Regions from separate parts of the Homo sapiens genome. Here region 2 is linked to region 1. A link is a contact called in ENCODE Hi-C data. All regions are on one chromosome and are shown on one strand. The core of a region is the stretch at or near the end of the contact, and the rest is flanking DNA. Distances in the headings are between cores, read along the strand shown. Region 1 holds the start of ITPKB (inositol-trisphosphate 3-kinase B). Region 2 has its middle 46 kb from the start of LINC01641.

Region 1 (6,700 bases), core at 3,129-5,628:
ATACATCAAACTGCACCTTGGTTACACTGACCACACAAATATTGCAATGGTCTGGCTTAACTTACTGAGGCTCAGTGATTCCTCACCCAGTTGACTGGCCACAACCACATCTACAGGTTTCAGGGTCCTGTCATAGATTCACATCACTCATTTTCCTGGCTTATTAGTAGAGGCTAACTTAATTTGATGATATCCTTGTCAATTTTCTTTGGCCTGAATGAAACACAGAGTTAAGTGTTTCACCTGATCAGACAAAAACTACACTCAGTAGCTCAGTTCACTATCTTTGGGGATTAGTCCAGAAGTTTTTGGTGACATTTATGAATATTATTTTCCCAAGAAGCGTGGTGACCTACATGAAATACTTTTAAAACTTGTTTTTTAAGATATGCATGGAAATAGTAGAAAGACTCAGATTCACTGTCCAAGCTAAAATGCATGGTCAGTGCCTCTGCTTCCACCTCAGCAAACACACCTGGACAGAATTATTCACTGTGACTGTCCCAGGGCCCTGGTCTGAGTTTTCATGACTGTGTAGAAAGTTAAGAAAAAGGGATGCATAGGGCATCAAAAGTCTGCTGAAATCAGCATGAGTTCTGGGCAAATCTCAGAGCAAGACTTACCACTCTAGGTTTCTGCTGGTCCAGGGTATGCAGGAAGGCTGAGTTGGGGTCCAGGGTGCGCTCAGGGTCACTGGAGATGTCCTCCTCTGAGTCTTCGTAGGATGAGGAGAAGCCCGTGGAGGAGGCCGAGGAAGAGGACAGTTTCCTCAGGGGCAGGTTGCCCCGAGGGCTTCCCTGCGTCTCCTCCAAGGCCCCATCCTCCTGGGTGCCCATGTCTGTAATGATGACAGCAGGTATGTTGCTGGGGCTGCAGGCCTTCCTCAGGAAAGGCTTGTCCGGATCTTGGGGTAGCAGCTCCGGACTTGGGAGGGCATCACTGTCCTGCCGCTGGCTTTCCCAAGTCCCCTCTGATTGCACCCCTGTGCCACGCGTCCAAGCCAAACCGGCTTTCTCCATGGTGCCCTGCCAAACCCTGGAGTTCCCAGGCTGCACACCCACCCTGTCCCCAGGAGGGCACTGAGGTTCTTTCAGATCTTTCGCAGCGTCCCAACAGGGCAAAGGCTCCAGCATTCTGCCAGAAGGAATTCCCGCCTCCACATTCCCGGTCCCCGGCTGTGCTGAGGGGCTGCCCCCAAGCAAGCCCAGCGTTGGGGACCCTCCCTCCACTCTGTCGGAGAGCTGCCAACGCCCCCCGCCCACGGGGGCCCCACTTCGGGCCTCCTCAGGGCCTACGGAGGCCAGGGCCCTGGGCAGCCTGGACCAGCTCAGGGAATCAGAGGACTCTGCGCTTTGCACGCTCACAGTCGTCTCCTCTGGCCTTTTGCCCACTTCAGGCTCCCCAGAGCCCGGCATGCCACAGGGCAGATATCCTTTCCCCATCTTCCCAGGGGGTTCTCCATCGCGGGGCCCGCCCCTTTCTGGGGCTGGGCTTGTCTCACTGCCCAGAAACTGCCCCTGCCTCTCCACCAGGGCCTCTGGGGGCTGCAGGTCCTCAAGCTCACGGGCTCTCCCAGACGGCTCAGTGAGGGCAAGATCCTGTGGACGGTGTGGCCCAGTGGATGTAACTCTCGCTGCCACTTCCGTGGCCATCGTTAAGCTAGCTCCGAACAGCCCCAATGAGGGAGCTAGGCAGCTCCGAGTTCCCGGGGTAGGAGAGCCCCTTTTGTCAATTTCCATAGCTGTGGGTGAGCCACAGCGGGGACTGGCAGGGATACCCTTCTCCATCCTTACAAAAGCGGATGGACCCTGAGCCTCTGATCCTGTAGGGGCAGCCCGGCCGGGAAGAGGTGGCATTCCTTTCTTCACCTGCGAGGAGCATAGGCTGGGCCCTCCTTTCCTCCCGGAGTCGGTTCCTGAAGTCTCTGGACATTGCTCCCCCCAGGACTTTGTCCTCCGTTCCTCGCTCCGGGCGCCCTGAACCAGGACCCTTCCAGGGGGCTGACTGCTGCTGCGGAAGGGGCACGGGGAGGGCGAGCGAGCCCTGCCCAAACGCGGGCTGCGGGGCGCTTGAATGGCGGAGCTCTGTGCCTGGATGTGCGCCTCAAACATGCCCACTTTCTGGTTCACCTGCACGTTCTGCAACTCGCGCTGCAAGATCCGCAGCTTCCTCTTGGCCTCCTCCGGCCCTGGCGGGGAGAGGGTACCGGCTGCCACCACCTGCTGCCGGTCCCCTCGCAGGCGACCAGCCCAACTTGGGCTGCTCACGCTACTGCCGCTGCTGCCGCTGCCACTGCCGCTGCTACTATTCAGCCTGCGCCGGCCGCTCCGCCAGCCCCCGGGGCTCCGGGGCTCCTCGGGGGACAGCGACTCGGCTGGGGGGAAGAGGAAAGAGGCGCCTCTCCCGGGGCTGAAAACGCTGCCGGGGCTCAGCACTGCCCTCCTCGGGGGCGGGGGCGTCTCGCTGCCACTGGGCCCCGGGCCGCCGCCGCTCTTCATCTCGTTGGCGCTATTCATGATCACCAGGCTATTGAGCGCATAGCAGTACACAGCCATAGTACTGGGTCCCGCGCTGCCCGCCGCCGCGGCTCCCGCTCCTGCTCCGCCGCCGGCGCCTCCTCCTCCCGGCGCTCCCGGCTCAGCCCCGGAGGCCCGGCAGCCGCGGCTCCGCGCGCAGATGGGGCGGCATGGCCTGGGCAGCGGGCTGGGGGCACGACCGCGGGCTCAGCCCCCGCCCAAAGCTCCATAAACAACCGTGCGGCTGTGGAGATACAAGGAGAAAAGTCAGGACCCTGGAGGGCGCGCGGGGGGAGTTGGGGGTCGCCTGCAGAACCCAGAGAGAGCCCCGGGAACACAATCTATCCGGGACCCAGCGCCACCGGACATCTCACCTATGGGGACGGCGAGGCTCGGCGAGGGCATGCCCCGGCTGCCTCGGTCGCCAGCGCGGTTTCGGGTGTGCTTCCCCGCCCCCCACCTCGCCCCAGGCTGCGATGCGCTTTATGAGGTCCCTTCAAATCCCAATCCTAATACTCGTCTCGCGGACCGGCGAGAAGCGAGGTCCAAGTCCTTGGCTCCTAAGTATGCTGTGTGCGGGGCGCGGCTGACTCAGCTCTCCCGGGCTGAGGACACCCCAGCCACCGTCTCCGGGTCTCCCCAGCCTGAGCAAACATTGGCTATCCAGGGCAACCCGGCAGCCCTCGCCCTGGGCTTCAGGGTCTCCCTGCTCCACCCTCTCGGGGCATCAGAGACCGACCGGCTCGGAGGGAACCTAAGCGGGACCTGCCTTGCCCGAGCCGCTGCCAGCGCCCGGATCTGGGAGGGCGCCCGCGTGCCCGCCGTTTACCTTCCTGACCCTAGCCTTGGGGCTGTGTCTCTCGGCCTACGAAGGCCTGGGCGGGCAGCGGGGCCGCAGCCGAAGCATTTTTCAGGGCTAGCCTTGTCGCCTATCCCTAGACAAGTGTTTTGTGAGTGTGGGCGCACCGAGGTTCTACACGTTCTCTTTACCGGAACCAGTACTTGCTGCCCCCCTGCCGTCGTCCCCTATGGGGGGGTGTCTGTGAGTGTGTGTGTATACACGCGTGTGTGTATACGCCGCACGCGCGCGGAGCGAGTCCGCTCTCAGCGCGCCCTGTTGCCGAGGACGCGACTGCCCCTGCGGGCTCCCGGACCCGCGCCCACTCGGAGGAACTTAGGGGCGTGCATGGCTGCAGCCGGGCAGCAGCCCTAGGTGCACAGAGCCTCTAGCTCTGCAAACCTCCCAGGAGCCGGCGCTCTAACACCCCAGGGCAGCGCCGCGGAGCGCAGGGCTTCTCCGCATCCCGGGCAGCCTCGCCCGGCGCCAGCAGAGCCGCCCCGAGACCCCAGCCTGGGGACTCCTGGAGCGCGCTGAGGGAGGCGGCGCGGAGTGAGCGGCCCGGAAGGCGGGTAGGAGAAATGCGGAGACCTCGTCTCTCCCTATTTTCTCCCCACCGCCACTCCATGTCACCCTCCAAAATCAAACCCCCTTCCCTGCCTCCCCAGCCCACCCCTTTGCCCTGTTTCGGAACCAGGAACGCCGAGATTCGCTCCAGAGCAGAAAGTGAGGGAAAAGAGGGTTGTTCAGAGGCGAGAGCCATTAAAAGGCCGCCAAACTTACCTGCAGTTTCTCAGATTCTCAGGTCCTGTGTAGACTACATGCCCAGAGGCGCAAACCTCGTAGGGACGAGATGGCTTTAAAAGTAAAAATGCTCAGAAATTATTTTCTCACAAGCTATGGAAGACAAAAAAGAGGAGTGCGAAAGAGGGGGGAAAGCTCTTCGGTTCAGGGGCCCGGCGATCCCGGCAGTGGCGACGCCAAGCCGGCCCTGCACGCCCTTTTCGACCGTGGAGATACTGCCCCTGTCAGTGTCTGCTCCGGGCTACTTCAGTGTTTGTTCAATGCACGATTAAAAAAAAAAAAAAGAAAGAAAGAAAAGTTGTTGGGGGGGGGGGTAGTGGAGGAGGGAGGAGGGAGAAAGGCGGAGGCTTGGGGGAGGAAAGCAGGAAGGAAGTTGTGAGCCTGTCTGGGGTTGAACTCAGCGGAACAAGTTTTTCTTTTCTTCTTTTTTTTTTTTTTCTATTGCTTGGCAAGACGAGGGAGGGAAACACTTAAAAAAAAGTTTCCATTGTTAGCTAACAACAACAAAAAAGGCTTTTAACTTCTGCGGTTTAAAGATATACAATTCATTTTCCACCCCTCAATCGAGGCTTGCTGATGTGTCTAGCTTTATGAAACTATTTTTGAAAAATGTTTTTAATAAAGTTTTGAGTGTATGTCTTAAACAAAGCAAATCATGGGGACCTTTTTAGCATTTAAAAAAGGCTACAATCCTGTATAAACAGTTTGTGTTCTTGTACACAGTTCTGCAAATTCAAAGAAGGTACATTGAGGTCACCTTCCTGCAGAGTTGCAGGTTTTAAGTGCATCACAGTAGTATTTTGGAAGACTGGTTGGTCTATGAGCTGGGGATGGTTTTGCAGTGCAATTGGTAGATATATAAATACACCTTTACATGTCACATTTATTTATAAATGCACACGGCACATGTGACATTCGCATATTTTTGCACTTAATTCTCAGAATTATTTTAAGAAAAAGCATAGTCCTGAAACTAAGAAGGCTTGGGTAACGTCTGAAACCCCTCTTGCTCCTGTAGACCCTTGTAGACTGTCTCCTGTAGACTGGATCATTTTCAAGAAACTTTCTCCCCTACTATCAGCAAAAAAGGGAGAAAGAACATCAGCCAACATTACTGGGCAGGGGATCCTACCCCTTCTAAGCCCTGGCACTGCCAGTGTGTTTTACATAATTCTCTAAATCTTAAACTACAGCATTTAGTGAAAGGAGGGAAAACACAGCTGCACGGCTCAGGAGACTGAAACATCCAAAGCCTGAATTGGTCCTTATATCATGATTAGCTGAAATTCAGATGGAAATTTTGACTTTACTTGTAGCACACAGATCTCTTGCTTGTTTATGTAACAATACTGTTAAGTGAGCAAAGCAACCTGCTGCTCCATCAGGAAGAGGCTCATGCTAAATCTGAAATCAAGAGATCTTCTAGCCAAGAATACCTGAGAATCACACACTGTTGAAAACTTTATAATTTTTAAAAATTAGAAATGGAAGAATTGAACCTAATTACCCTCCTACCCTCAATGGGGCTTTTTTAAAAAAAAGCCCAATCCCAGAACTTTGGGAGGCCAAGGCAGGCAGATCACAAGGTCAGGAGTTCGAGACCAGCCTAACCAACATGGTGAAACCCTGTCTTTACTAAAAATACAAAAATTAGTAGGTCGTGGTGGTGCGCTCCTGTAATCCCAGCTACTTGGGTGGCTGCTGAGGCAGGAGAATCGCTTGAACCCAGGAGGTGGAGGTTGCAATGAGCCAAGATCTCACCACTGCACTCCAGCCTGAGCGACAGAGTGAGACTCCATCTAAAAAAAAAAAAAAAAAAAAAAAAAAAGAGCCCAGAGTTATTCAGGTCTCTGAGCAGTTATTCAGGATCTGAGCAGTTCCTAAGAAAGAGAAGCCAGCCCTCTCCTTGACCCTAATTTGGTTCCCTAGGGGCAAAAAAGAGGAGTTGCCAGTTTTCAGGAGACCCAGTCATTGGAGTTCATGTCTGAGGGGCCTTTGTTCTAGTAGAGGCCAATACCCATGTCAGGTGTCATGGTGGAAGAAACTGAAGGACCTAGCAATGCATACATTAAGCACAGACACTTAGCTTCCCAATCCCTGGGAAACCTCACTGCCACCTCACAGCCTGACATCATCAGGCTTCCGTAGCTGAGAAACTTAGACTTCTTGAATGTGCAGTCAACCTGAAGAATTATTGGTCAGAACGCAGCCAGCAGCTGTCAGGTGTGACATGCAGAAGGGGTTTCTGCCTTGGGCTCGAGGTGGGGCTAGCTGATGATTCTACCAGTCTAAAATTCTAACTGTGCCACCAAGAGCAACAGGGGTTGGGGAAAAGATGGAATAAAACCCATGTCTGGAAGCTAGCATAGTGAGCTTGCATCCTGAGAGAGAATCTAGTTGTCTTCCATGATTGTAAATGAACATGAGAAGAATATTTTACATAGTACTTATTTGCGAGACACTGTTCTAGACACATTATAAATATTTATACATTTTTATCCTCATTAAAAACCCTACGAGGCAGGCATCATTATTATCCTTA
Region 2 (6,613 bases), core at 573-3,072, 700 kb after region 1:
TATTTTTAGTAGAGACGGGGTTTCACTATATTGGCCAGGCTGGTCGCGAACTCCTGACCTCAGGAGATCCACCCACCTTGGCCTCCCAAAGTGCTGGGATTATAGGCGTGAGCCACCGTGACCGGCCAGTAAAAGTAATTTTCTAACAGGTGAAGGAGATGAGTGGGTCTGTGTTCCTCAGAATGGGGACACTGGCTGGGTGGCTAGAGAGTGGCCCACTGAGGCAGGGCTGCCCCCAATAGGCAGTCTAGGTCCTTGCTCATCTGGCTGGCAACTCTCCCTGCAGTAGTGGGGATGTACCCAGACTAGGAGGATTGGTGAGAGCCCCAGACTCGGGATGTGGAGGGCTGGTTTCTGACTGTGACAGTTATGATGGTCCCCGGAGAGGGTAGGGGAAGAGGGAGAAGGCTGTGAGTTAACAGTGAAACACCCTGTAGCAATGGCCCAATGAATGAGGGATTGGCAGTGCCAAGTTCCTAAAGGAGCATTAACTGTGCTGGGGGCACGGATGCAGGCTCCCACAGAGGTGGAATGAACTGCCCTGGCAAGTCTAGGACCCGTGGAGCCCCACTGAGACTCCATCACCTTAACTCCAAAAACAGGAAAATGTTTGTAAATCAAATCCGCTCTGTTTTCTTTATTTCTCCAGATTTGTTTTCTTCTTGGACTCATTATCTTTATGGAAACTAGGTCGAATTGGATTCTTTTCTATTTCTATCAGCCATGTATAGCCCCATTAGCTTTCTAATACTGTTAGAGAGTCTTTCAATTATGTTAAAAATGGAGCCAAATTTGCCATTCTTAAAAACGTTTAAGCTTCCATGCAAGTTCCCTTGACCTGGTTTTCTTTTGTCCCCTTGGGACACGGAATTCCTGTTAATGATACCTTATGACACTGCAGAAGACAGGAAGACATTGATGTCAAAGGGCAGCTGACCCTTGAAACCAACAGACTGGAGAAGAGCCATTTTTCCCTTTCCCAGGTCACAAATGATGTGGGAGAGAAGTTGCCAAACACTGCCCTTGTGTGTTTTTTAAACATCAATTTAGGAAAGTATAGACACAAGGAAGAGAAAATTCAATACTAATTCAAAGAAATGTATTTAATTTGAATGTTGGATAAACAATAGCTCTGTCATGAGGTAATAATAAATTATATATTTCGACATCCAAATTTCGAAAACTTAGCCAGGTGTGAGGATGTGTGCCCATTGTCCCAGCTACTCCAAGGCTGAGGTGGGAGGATCGCTTGAGCCCAGGAGTTTGAGGCTGCAGTAAGCTGTGATCACACCACTGCACTCCAGCCTGAGTGACAGAGCAAGACTCTGTTGAAAGAAGGAAACAGAGAGCGAGAGAAGGAGGAGAAAGAAAAGAAAGAAAAGAAAGGAAGAAAGAAAGAGAAGAAAGAAAAGAAAGAAAAGAAAGAAAAGAAAGGAAGAAAGAAAGAGAAGAAAGAAAAGAAAGAAAAGAAAGGAAAGAAAGAAAGAAAGAGAGAGAGAAAGAAAGAAAGAAAGAAAGAAAGAAAGAAAGAAAGAAAAAGAGAAAGAAAGAAAGAGAAAGAGGAGGGGAGGGGAGGGGGGAGGGGAGAAAAAGAGAGGCCAAAAGCTGTGCTAAGGAGTCTCAGAACAACACCCCCAACCCATCCAAGCATTCTTAGGCTTAAATGATAATTATCCCAGATCTGGAGGTAACAGGGCAACCTGAAACCAATGCTCCTGTTTATAACATTCACCCCCAATCTGACTTGCCACAGTCTTAGGACTAAGGTCCTAGACCCAAATCTACGGTGTTGGGGTTGACGAAGACCATCTGATGGTTCTATTAAACCAACTTAGACCTTTCTGATCTTATTTAAAATGGGGGACGAGACCGTGCCTCTACCCCTAAATCGTTATGTCTATTACTGTGCTACCATCTAATGGCGAAGTGTATTAAAACACAAATGAAACCTACTCCAAGGAACACTGACTACCGTTAAATTTTTTTTCCTATGGCCAATAGTTATATCTCTCTATCTCTCCAGATAAGGCACCAAATTTTCTCCATCATTCATAAAAAATGCCCCCAGATTAAGATTTCTGGCAGGGAAAAAGTAATAAAGTCTAATTTACGCAGAAAAAAATTATGTAACATTAGGGAGGACAGAGGGATTTTTCTAAAACACTCTCAAAGTGTACAACATAAGACAAAACATTATTTTAAGATAGATATTGTTTAACTTTCTCATATATGAGAAGTTACTAATGGCAGAAATATTAACGCAGTATAGTTTGTGCAGAATGCATTACCGTCTTACAGAGAGGATAAAAATGAAGCCATCACCCTCTACAGAGACTATTCACCACCCTAAAAATAAAGTCTCATAGCAAAAATAAAGTTTGACTGTTACGTGATAAAAAAGATAGCGGATTACCAACATTTTTCCCTCTGCTCCTGCTGGCTAAGATTTCAGATTCCTATTACAACTTATTTGGGAATTTTCCTCCCAGGGCTAAATGTTAGAAGTGGGGATCATTTAGGGAAATGTAGTAGGCAATGAAAACAAAGAATTCTCCTCCCCACCCCTAAGCTCTTCCTTTTCTCTAAAAGGGCACAGGACATATATATTGGGGATTTTCTACTTCCTGAGCAGTTGCATTAATGTCACCAATAACTCAAACTTTAAATCACATCAGGAGACAGCCAGGTCCCCAAGAACTCCTGGGACACAGCCAGCTGGTCCACAGTGCATCGAGGCTTGCTGCAGAGCCCCCACAGAGTGGTCCCGTATGGGCTGGGAGGGTGACATGGACAGGTGACAACCAGACACTCAATCAGTTGGTAGGGCACAGCTGCCATGGGAACAGAGAGTGAGATGGGTAGGCAGAATTAGGACACCCCAAAACATGGCTTCGAACACCAGTTGTGCTGTGAAATTTTGAGACACGTATTAGTACACTTAAAAAAAATCTAGAGATGCAAATTTCAAGTTGATTTCCAACCAGGGCGTGGACAGGGTCACTATAAGAGCAGAGAATATAGCTTCTGGGTTGGGATACACACTGATGTGCCCCTTCCCAAACAGTGCCTCTCTTTCCCACAACTACTGGAGCACGGAGTAATGGAAATCGTGTACTGCTAAGTTATAAGCATATGTAAAAACACAAAACTGGGCCAGGCACAGTGGCTGGTGCCTGTACTTTCAGCACTTTGGGAGGCTGAGGTGGGAGGATTGCTTGAGCCCAAGGGTTTGAGACCAGTCGCTACTGAGGCAGCTGAGGCAGGAGGATCCCTTGAGCCCAGGAATTCTAGGCTGCAGTGAGTTATGATCAAGCCACTGCACTCCAGCCTGGGTGACAGACAGCAAACTTCTCTTCGAAAAACAAACTAACAAAAAAAAAAACAACTCACAGAACTGTACAAAACACCACATCTGTTCCCCTCTTGACCTTTATTTTCACCCCAGCCCACAGGTAAGATACAACCACCAGTCCTGTCTCCTAAATCAGTGGTTCTTAAACTGTTGTTCCCAATCAGCAGCATCAGCGTCCCCTGGGAGCTTGTTAGACATGCAAAGCCTGAGCCAGGTGCGGTGGCTCACACCTGTAATCCCAGCACTTTGGGAGGCCAAGGTGCATGCATCACCTAAGGTCAGGAGTTCGAGACCAGCCTGACCAACATGGTGAAACCCTGTCTCTACTAAAAATACAAAAATTAGCTGGGCGTGCTGGCACAGCTTGTAATCCCAGCTACTTGGGAGCTGAGGGAGGAGAATTGCTTGAACCTGGAAGGCAGGGGTTGCAGTGAGCCGAAATCGTGCCACTACACTCCAGCCTGGGCAACAAGAGTGAAACTCCATCTCAAAAAAAAAAAAAAAAGAAAAGAAAAAAGAAATGCAAAGCCTCAGGCCTCATCCCATTATTACTGAATCAGAAACTCTGGGGGTGGGTTCCACAAATTTGCATTTTAACAAGTTCTCTGGGTGATTCTGATACACACACGAGCTTGACAACTGTTCCAAATGCAGATGCTGAAAGCGCATACAAGGATGCAGTTTGTTGGCTAAAAGATGTCAAACAAGGGTGTAACCAAGTCTAGCTAAAACGTGAAGCTCTGGAATCAACACCTTCCTCCTGTAACTTCAACTCCCTCAAATGTCATATGATGTGGCGTTTTGGTCCAGACCACCCCAGCAGCTTTAGTGGGGTCAGCCCACCTCAAGAGCCTGGTTATTTTCTCCGGGAACTGAAGCAAAGTTGTTGGAACAAAGCTAGTAATCCGAGGTAGAGTTAAATAGAGAAGTCCTTGGGGACCCTATATCTCCCTATTTTGTTTTCTAATCTTTAGGATCAGTAGTTCATTTCCTAATCCAGCAAGAATGGTTGGCAAGTCTGGGCTGTTAGGTGGGAGAAACACCGCCCTGGAACACTGAGATCTCGTTGTACACAAAGGAAACAGCGTGGTCCTGCTAACAGCTTGGGAACTGAGATAGCAACAGAACCACCAACAGAACCCCGTGAAAAGAGGACAAAAAGCCATTTATCGTATGGTTGTTCTTTTCTGATAAATATGAAAGTTACAGAAAAGTCTAAATAATACTGTAACTGAAACCTATATTCCCACCACCTTGATTAATAACTGTTAACACTGTGTCAAATTAAACAGCAGTTTTGCAAAGCTGTGAAAAACTGCATCTGGCAGTGAGCTGGGAAACAAAGAGGAAAACAGCTAGAATAGGGAGAAATGAGCTAAGTATTTCTGAAATAATTTTTTAACAAAGAATGTCCCCATTCTTTTATCAGAAAACATTTCAAATATGAAGTTTCCACAGAGCCACTAATAATAGTTTGTAAATTTGCGTAGCTGGAGGCTGGAGAGTTGAAATTTACAAGTAATGAAGAGCAGAAAAATAGCTGTAGAGGAAGCCAGCTCGTTTCCTTGGGGAAAACAGAATATGCTTTAGGACAACCCCCTACCCTCTGAAGAGAGCAGGAAAGAAATCAGGCTGGTTCAACAGAAATCCGGCTGCAGATCAAGAAAGTGTGAGGCTTTCCCATCGCTGTTTATGGAGTTGAGGCCAAACGCTGGAAGACCCACAAGAAAGAACTGTTACCCAGGGCATTCCCTCGCTGGCTGACCTTGGACTATCTGCTTGGTGTTACCCATCAAAGCAGAGGGGCAGTAAGAACATGCACTGAAGTAAGAATCATGAGCTATTAGTGCTTCTACCCAGGGTGGGGAAAACATGGAAGTGTGGAGGCTGGAGGGCTGCTTTCCAGAGGACAAGGTCACAGGGAGCTGAGCTGGCCAAGGAGCAGGCAGGAAGGGCTGTCATCTTTGCTCTGATTCAACCAGTTTTACAGTCACCATGGCAGCCCCTGTGGCAACATCCAGAACTTCTGAAATGATAACTCCTGCAGCTCTGAGGGTGTGTCTTCTGTTCTTTGACAAGTGCATTCCATTGCTGAAGGGGAACAAAATTTAAAATATTTATCCTGGCTGGGCGCGGTGGCTCACGCCTGTAATCCCAGCACTTTGGGAGGCCGAGGCAGGCGGATCACGAGGTCAGGAGATCGAGACCATCCTGGCTAACACAGTGAAACCCCATCTCTACTAAAAATACAAAAAATTAGCCGGGCGTGGTGGTGGGCGCCTGTTGTCCCAGCTACTCGGGAGGCTGAGGCAGGAGAATGGCGTGAACCCGGGAGGCGGAGCTTGCAGTGAGCCAAGATTGTGCCACTGCACTCCGGCCTGGGCAAAAGAGCGAGACTCCGCCTCAAAAAAGAAAAGGAAAAAAAAAATATATAGATATATATATATTTATCCTTCCCTCTTAACCCTGCTGGAAAACCTCTTCCTTGCTTAGACAAACCCATTTCCCCTGCAGGCAGGACAAACATGGAAAGGGACAGAGAAGTTTTTTTTGTTTGCTGTTTTTTGCTGTATAAGAGGGCTAGAGGAGGGGAAGTCTAGACTAGACATCCCCTGGGTATCTCTTGTTTGTGTACATATTGGTAAATTTAATATATTCATTGGAGAATTTAATAAAGTGAAGCATAGAGTTCAGCTGGGCAGCCTCAGCTAAACTTCCCACATTCCCACACTCCAGGTGCAAAGCTGTGTTGTCTATCAACCAGCACCTGCCCTTTCAAAGAAATGTTATGTGTCATCACAGTCACAGGCTTTATGAGGACCAAGGGCACCAAGCCCCCAACTGATGTGCTTCCTCCCAGATCCTTTGGAACCCAATTGATGCAATGAGAGTCTGTTTGCCATAGCCAGAGGAAACTGTGGAGGATGGCTGCAGAAACATTCAGGCCCATTAAAAACCAATAACAAGAAATGGATTTTTCACCTGGTTTCCTATGTAAAAAAAAAAACAAAAAAAAATTGCAGGAAAAAGAGAATGTAAAATACTTGTATGTGTGGCTGTGTATGCATTGCTCTTACCTCTATTAGAAATTCATTCTTTCAGCATAAACATTTTTGACACTTACTATGTACAAAACTCTGTGCTAGATTCTGTTAACAAACATGAGTAAGGTGTAGTTCCTGGCTTCCAAGAGCTCATGATGTGGAGGAGAAAATCACACATAAAAACTAAAAAATCGTATTATAAGTTCTATAATTAAGG

Evidence for each region. A loop is a pair of places that touch in the nucleus more often than their neighbours do. Pooled maps may share reads with other maps.
Region 2: a loop to region 1 is called in a map of mammary epithelial cell, with 6 times the contacts of the local background. The contact joins the enhancer-like site here to the promoter of ITPKB in region 1. A Hi-C loop is called at or near these places in 1 of 168 maps with a recorded cell type or tissue (mammary epithelial cell), 1 of 37 single-sample maps with no recorded cell type and 4 of 50 pooled maps.

What each region holds. Positions count from the first base shown.
Region 1 is chr1:226,734,904-226,741,603 of GRCh38, forward strand. ITPKB (inositol-trisphosphate 3-kinase B) reads right to left here and starts at 4,379. Exons shown (of 8, transcript NM_002221.4): 1 at 4,138-4,379; 2 at 624-2,760. The coding sequence starts at 2,555. RefSeq lists silencers at 2,256-2,705, 3,676-3,915 and enhancers at 3,013-3,512, 4,136-4,385.
Region 2 is chr1:227,435,974-227,442,586 of GRCh38, forward strand. No RefSeq gene overlaps it. Among named protein-coding and RNA genes, the nearest start is that of LINC01641, 46 kb to the left of the region's middle. Within about 2 kb of position 1,823, at least 3 of the 41 ENCODE cell types and tissues checked have a DNase peak (open chromatin) inside an H3K27ac peak, as active enhancers do.